Linked DNA regions of Homo sapiens: region 2 is linked to region 1. The links are chromatin contacts, found by Hi-C or POLR2A ChIA-PET in ENCODE. All regions are on one chromosome and are shown on one strand. The core of a region is the stretch at or near the end of the contact, and the rest is flanking DNA. Distances in the headings are between cores, read along the strand shown.

Evidence for each region. A loop is a pair of places that touch in the nucleus more often than their neighbours do. ChIA-PET counts read pairs that join two places held with the same protein, here RNA polymerase II (POLR2A). Pooled maps may share reads with other maps.
Region 2: a loop to region 1 is called in a map of OCI-LY7, with 7 times the contacts of the local background. The contact joins two enhancer-like sites. A Hi-C loop is called at or near these places in 3 of 168 maps with a recorded cell type or tissue (OCI-LY7, PC-9 and Ramos), 10 of 37 single-sample maps with no recorded cell type and 4 of 50 pooled maps. POLR2A ChIA-PET finds 5 or more read pairs at or near these places in 1 of 52 experiments (activated naive CD4-positive, alpha-beta T cell).

What each region holds. Positions count from the first base shown.
Region 1 is chr7:106,055,995-106,059,655 of GRCh38, forward strand. No RefSeq gene overlaps it. Among named protein-coding and RNA genes, the nearest start is that of SYPL1, 54 kb to the right of the region's middle. RefSeq lists enhancers at 791-840, 1,351-1,400, 2,246-2,797, 2,481-2,640, 2,671-2,770 and a silencer at 3,111-3,230. Within about 2 kb of position 2,082, at least 17 of the 41 ENCODE cell types and tissues checked have a DNase peak (open chromatin) inside an H3K27ac peak, as active enhancers do; they include OCI-LY7, where a contact is called at or near this core.
Region 2 is chr7:104,943,572-104,947,232 of GRCh38, forward strand. All of the region lies in intron 1 of LOC101927902 (a long non-coding RNA gene), which reads left to right. Among named protein-coding and RNA genes, the nearest start is that of LHFPL3-AS2, 19 kb to the left of the region's middle. RefSeq lists enhancers at 328-387, 1,028-1,077, 1,388-1,697, 1,491-1,785, 2,018-2,087. Within about 2 kb of position 1,605, at least 37 of the 41 ENCODE cell types and tissues checked have a DNase peak (open chromatin) inside an H3K27ac peak, as active enhancers do; they include OCI-LY7, where a contact is called at or near this core.

The DNA.
Region 1 (3,661 bases), core at 832-3,331:
CTTCCCAGCGATTCATTCGCTCCTCCATCCTGCAAGGAAGCAGAGCCACAGTTGCCCCACCAGGAAGAAGCAACTTGAGGCCGGGTGCGGTGGCACACACCTGTAGGTCAGGAGTTTGAGACCAGCCTGGCCAACATAATGAAACCCTGTCTCTACTAAAAATACAAAAATTAGCTGGGCGTGGTGGCGGCCACCTGTAATCCCAACTACTCGGGAGGCTGAGGCAGGAGAATCACTTGAACCCAGGAGACGGAGGTTGCAGTGAGCTGAGATTGCACCACTGTACTCCAGCCTGGGTGACAGAGCAAGACTCCATCTCAAAAAAATAATAAATAAAAATAAAGAAGCAATTTGAGGGATACTTTTGTTGCTGTTAGCCACTGAGTTTTTTTTTTTTTTTTTTTTTTTAACAGTCTCATACTGTTGCCCAGGCTGGAGTGCAGTGGCATGATCTCAGCAACCTCCACCTCCCAGGTTCAAGTGATTCTCCTTGCCTCAGCCTCCCAAGTAGTTGGGATTACAGCTGCCTGCCACCACACCCGGCTAATTTATTTAGTATTTTTAGTAGAGATAGGGTTTCACTATGTTGGCCAGGCTGGTCTTGAACTTCTGACCTCAGGTGATCCATCCATCCCAGCCTCCCAAAGTGCTGGGATTACAGGCATGAGACACCACGCCCGGCCTAGCCACTGAGATTTTTGAGGCTATTTGTTATTGCAGCAAAACTTAATGAGAGCTTACTACTACACCCTCTCATCTTCCTCAATCTCTCCTCAAAGCTGCCTCAAAATTTAAAAAATTCTTTTATATACTCATGTGATACTTTCTCGCTTTAGGCCAAGTGAAAATAAAGGCATCTTCATAAACATTTGCTTTTTTTCTTGGTTCATGATATGACTGTACAAACTGCACTTGTGTATACGGCTTTAAACCCAGACTTCAGGCAGGGGGAACAGTCAGTGCAAAGGCCCCCAAGGCAGGGACGTCAGGAGTCCATGTGGCTTGGTCAGAGTAAGAAGGTGGGAGAGTGGTAGGGAGTGAGGCTCATGGAGTGAGAGGTGGGCAGTGTGGACCTGAGCATGGGCCCCAGAGAAGGTGCAGTTTCAGGACAGAAGCACAAGGTGGCACCGTGACACTCCCCTCAGTCACTGTGGACCGCATGTGCGGTGGTAGAGAAGACACATCTTCTTATCCTCCAAAATGGCTCTGCCAGGGAATGAAAGTCCAGCCGACTCCAGCAAATTAGAAACTGTACTCTTAGGACTGGAAAAGCTTTCGAGACCTCTCAATCAGGGAGGTTTCCATGTGGGGTCCATGATGCCTATGCATGGACTCCAGGACCCAGGGGATCCCCTGAATTGCAGTGTGCTTTTCAGGAGAAACCTCCAACATTTTCACTCCAAGGGGTCTATGACCCAAAAAAGGTGAAGAACCTCTGACTACCACTGGTGCTCCCACCAAGGCCAGACTTGACAAGAACTTCCTCAGCAACAGGCAGCCCCGGCCAATTCCACATTATTACCAGGTGCCTGGAGACCTGTGAGTCCTTTGCTATCTCAGTGGAGGCACCCAGTAATGCTTGGAACCGCTGGGCCTGAGGACACTCGGGCTCTCCTTCCAGAAACTAGAGCTTTTGTGAGGGGCCAGCAAATTTGCATACGTGCACCCGTGCACACACGCACACACCCCTCTCTCCACTGTCTTTAGATTGAAGAAATCACATCTTCTGCACATGAACGTCCTGTTGGTTCTCAAAGGTGCCTGGATGTTTCTGTGATAAGTAAAATATGATTGCACAATGTGGTTACTGAATTTGCAGTCACTTTGATCATTATATAGTTTCTCACCCACTGGATGTTTTATAGAAGTCTAATATAGAATTGATCTAATTGAAGTTTAATATATATTCGACTCTATGTGTCCAATATAATGAATGGGGCAGGGAGTCTGTCAGATATTTTGAGCTAAATGAGAAACTTCATAATCAAAATGGTGGGAGCCACAGTCTGGTGAAAGGGAGGGGTCGTGAGTGATGTCTGATGGCCAACAGGTGAGCTGGGACGGCGCAGGGGGCGCGGTGGGGGCAGGACAGGAAGCTGCGTGGGCAGCAGGTGGAGGGTGTGAGCAGAAGTGAGACTGGAGCCTGTGGGGTTGCTCAAGTGGAACTGCAGAAGGAGATCAAGAATGAGGGAAGATGCAAATTTTTAATTCAGCATCTTCTAAAAAAAAGTCCCAGAAATGACTGTATTTGCTATTGGTGTTTTAAAATATCCATTAAATACCACATTTGCCAGCATCACTTCTCTTATCCCGGCTGCTCTAGCAGCCTGAATTCTGCCTTTTTCTTCCCTGAGAGCTGGGCTCAGGGAACCCGCGTATCGACCTCAGGGGGTCAGGCCTGCAGGTGGGTGGCTCCCCTGGGACTCTTTAAAACCAAACCCCGAGCAGAAAGGAGAGGCTGAGGTTTGGGGCTCCTTTAAAGGCCTCCTCTCAGCTTGTCTCCAGTTCACTGCCTAAGAATGTCCTCCAGACACAGGCTCTGAGGCCAGAGCTATTGAATATTTATCAAGGCCTCCTGGCAGACGTGGGAGACTGAGAACAGGAAAATCAGGCCCAGGCGGGCATCTGTGGAGCCTGCCTGGGTGCTAGCCAGATGCTGCAAGATTCAAGTTGCCCGTTGACTCTGCAGAGCCTGCCCCGCCCTGTCCTCCCTCCTCGGGGAGGCGTGCATGGGCCTGGCTGCTGTCAGGGTGTTTGCTTCTTGTCACCATCCTCCATACTGACTTCCATTGCAAGCCCTGCCCCACTGTGGCTCCATTGTCTGCAGTGGCCTGGGCTGACCAGCTCAGCCTGGAGCCCTGCCCTGGGACGATGCGGGCTAACACAGTGACACAAAGCCCTGCTTTGTGGCCCTGACAGGAGGATTTATCATTAGCTGTGAGATGGTCCCTGGCAGATCCTGGCATGTGGTGAGCAGACAGATCTGTGCTGATCACAGTATTTTGAGTACCCCCAGTTGAATACAGCATCTGGGGCCCTCAAATCTGCCACATGGATCTTATGGCTTCAGGCTCACTGGCACCTTTTGTGTTGGCCGAAGTACGGGTAGGGGGTAGATTAGGAGCACTAGCTTGTACCCAGTGACGTCTGGGGGCTGGTTTACAGGAAAGGCACCCTAAGGTTGTGCAGGCCCTGACATGTGGTCCTCCTGGCATCTGGGGACAGCATGTCAGGTTTGGGGTCTGCCCATCCTTGCCTTGGGCACAGGTCCCCAAACAACAGCAGCATCCCTGTGGGTGGGATATCTGACCAGCAGAAAATGGAAGTGAATATCTCTTTGATCTTGGAGTGAGGAAGAATTTCTTAAAAATAACACACCAAAAAATCACAAATCATAAAAAAGAAAGATTCATGATTTCAACCACGTTAAATTTAAGAACCTTGGTTCATCACAGGTATTTTAAAGAAACTCAGAAGATAAGCCACAAGCTGGGAAAAGATATGTGTAGCACTTAAGTGACAAAGGATTAGCTTCAAGAATATATCGAGTCCTGAATGCCTGGTGGGGTGGAGGGAGTGGGAAATAGACAGATAGTTCAGAAGAAAAATGGGAAAAAAATATGAATAGGCATTTGACAGAAGAGGCAACACATAGGGCCAG
Region 2 (3,661 bases), core at 355-2,854, 1.1 Mb before region 1:
AGTGCTGGCTTGTGAGAACCGGCTTGAAGAAGATTGATAGGTTGATGGTTGGGCTGGAGCGTAGAGTGGCTGGAGGCCCCGTCTACCTCTTTCAGAAAGCCACGAAAACAGATAGGCAGGGGGCCAAGTCTATTGTTCCAAAGTTTCCACAGGCCTTGAACGGCCCTTGGGCTTTGCGGTCTGGTGATCAGAGCTGTAAAGGTTTCTAAACAATCAGAGGCCTTTGATATGGTTGCCAACACCCACATTTTCCATTCTGGGAACAATGCCATCAAGGGCCACAGCCTCAGTCCCCCACCTAAGTGAGGAAGTGTCTGCTGGTTGCTGGTAGGAGCAGGTCCTGTGAGGGCAAGGGTCAGAAGGACAGAGGAGTCTTCTTATCCTGGCTGCTCGCCTTTTCCCTCTGGTCACCTCACCCTTTTGCATGTTCAAAATCTATGCTCATCTTATCTAGCCCATTCCTCTTGGCTAAAGCCAGCACACATCCTGTTCCTCTCAATGGGAGAACTATCCGGGCAATTGCATTTAAAGGTTTTCTTGCATTGGTTCGGAATTTGCCCTGGCTCTGCCCTTATTTCCTGATCCCAGTGTAGTTTCTTTATTCAGGTGTGCAAAAGAGTGAGCTATTTTGTTATGGAGGCAGAGAGAAACAACCTCAGGTTCCTCTAATAATGCCTTTAGAACTCTCTTCTGAATAACTGGGGCGTTAAATTCATCGACAAAATCCCTTTGGGAGATACACCATCTGGGGACCCCCTCAAAGGTAGATATCTGGGCTAATTTGACTGCTATTTTGCAGGAATGCAGGTGGGCAAAAGATAGTTTCCACTAGGTCAGAATGTTTTTTCCACTTTCTGTTCTTTGTTATTTTGCTCACTTCCGGTGTGAAAGCACTGAATTTCAGAATTAGATGAAACTTATAGTAAAGGCCTGCCACAAGGTCTTTGTCAACCCCATATCCTGGTGACCAAACTAGATTTCATGACGTCAATCATTTCAAAAACACAGGCTCTTCCAACGGCGTCAGCAAGCAGAAATCCTGTTCACAAACACTGTTCTAAATCAGTCTTTATTTTATTTTATTTTTTTTGAGACAGAGTCTCACTCTGTCGCCCAGGCTGGAGTGCAGTGGCACTATCTTGGCTCACGGCAACCTCCACCTCCCGGGTTCAAGGAGTTCTCCTGCCTCAGCCTCCCGAGTAGCTGGGATCACAGGTGCCTGCCACTACACCCAGCTAATTTTTTGTATTTTTAGTAGAGACGGAGTTTCACCATGTTGCCCAGGCTGGTCTCAAACTCCTGACCTCAGGCGATCCGCCCGCCTCGGCGTCCCAAAGTGTTGGGATTACAGGCATGAGCCACTGCGCCCAGCCAAATCAGTCTCTTAATACTGAGTCTGAATCTCTTGAGATTTTAGCCCCTCAGTGCTGACCTGATGGAGATGTGCCTTTTTTTTTTTTTTCCGGGGAAGTATTCACTTCAACTCCCACAACCCCCGAGGAATGACTAGTGGGTTTCTTTCCCCTCCCCTCGGGTGGCCTTGTGAGGAAGCCAGGAAGTACTGTGAGCGGCAGGGCCTGGGAGAGCCCCTGTGGCCGACAGGAGGAGATCAGCCTTCATCGCACTCTCAGAAACGGAAGTGTGGGCGTGTGTTATGTTGCTGCAGCAACCAAAGGCAACCGAGCAGCAAACCTCAGATGACTGAGCCCAGCCCATTCAACGAGGGGGAGTTTCAGGTGGCCTGTGTTCCCCAGGGACTGGGCCTAGCTCAATCGGGAAAAGTCAGCATCCAAAAGTCCTCAATGACGCAGAGGAAGCCAGGAGAAAACAGTCAATGGCTAGTCATCACTGATTCGTGGTCACAGGCGTTAGAACAGGAAGGATCTGCACAGATCAGCCTCTCCCACCCCTCACTTTCCTGATAAAGGAACTAAAGTCCGGAAAGTACTTGCTCAGAGTCCTACTGCCAGTGGGTGTGAAAGCCAGAACCACCACCCTCATTGCCTTCTGTATACATAGCTTTAACAGTTTGCAAACACTCTTATATGCTTTAATTTCATCTGATCCTGGACTGAGAGCAAATATTTGTATTTCAACCAAAAGGCCAAATGCTCAGTTTCCTCATCTGAGAGGATAATAAGAGTACTTTTCTAATGGAATTCTTTTTTTCTTTTAATTTTTGGTAGAGACAGGGTCTCACTATGTTGCCCAGGATGGTCTTGAACTCCTGGCCTCAAGAGATCCTCCCAACTGCACCTCTCAAGTGCTAGGATTACAGGCATGAGCCATTGCTCCCTGTCCTCTAATGGAATTTTTGTTAGGATTAAATGAGTTAATAGTTTGGAGATTTGAGAGACTATAATAGAGGAAACCTCTCTTCCCTTCCCAAGTTCTGAGTAATTAAGAGCTGGGCAAGGAGAAATAAAAACAAATGGGATTGGCCAGGAGCAGTGGCTCTCTCCTGTAATCCCAGCACTTTAGGAGGCCAAGGCAAGCAGATCACTTGAGGTCAGGAATTCAAGACCAGCCTGGCCAACATGGAGAAACCCTGTCTCTACTGAAAATACAAAAATTATCTGGGTGTGGTAGTACACACCTGTAATCCCAGCTACTCGGAAGGCTGAGGCAGTAGAATCACTTGAACCCAGGAAGTGGAGGTTGCAGTGAGCCGAGATCACCCCACTGCATTCCAGCCTGGGTGACAGAACGAGACTTCATCTCAAAAAAAAAAAAAAAAAAAAAGCAAATGGGATCAAAACATCAACTTTATCACTGATACATTTTATATAGGAGTCCATGGTTTACATTTGTGGGTAAGTGAATGCCAGAATTAGGCAGGGTACCCACGCAGGCTGGGGCATGCCCCCCAGTTGGAAACTGTCCCTGTAAACAGTGGAGCCTGGGAGAGCAGAGCCCAAAGCATGCTCTGGAGGAGGATGGCTGCCAAGAGGACAGAGATGGGCTGAGCTATGCATCTCCAGTTCCTCCCCAGCGTCTCCATTGAGAAGTTGCTCCTCTTCCTGTACCACCCTCTTCACCACCACCACCACCCTCCTGGGCAGGAATGAGTCAAAGAGCAGGGAGACAGGTCAGAAATCTCATGCCAGAGAAGCTTCTTCCACATGGAAGGAAATGTAAGGGATGAGGAAGAATCTTTTTCCCTTCTAATAAATATACGTAAAGCACTTAGTACCTGGCACAATAGTAAATGCTCAATAGAAGTTAGTGATTACAGGCCGAGCGCAGTGGCTCATGCATGCCTGTAATGCCAGCACTTTGGGAGGCCGAGGTGGGAGGATCACCTGAGGTCAGAAGTTTGAGACCAGCCTGACCAACATGGCAAAAACCCATCTCTATTAAAAATACAAAAATTAGCTGGGCATGGTGGTGGCCACTGTAATCCCAGCTTCTCTGGAGGCTGAGGCAGGAGAATCACTTGAACCTGGGGGGTGGAGGTTGCAGTGAGCCAAGATTGTGCCACTGCACTCCAGCCTGGGCAACAGAGACTCCATCTCAAAAAAAAAAAAAAAAGAAAAAAGAAGTTAATGATTACTATTAATACTTGAGCTATAGCTTATTCATCATACCAGAGACTTCTGTACCTCTATTGATGTGACTTCTCTAATCATGTCTGCTCTTATTAGATGTGTGACCTCGGGAA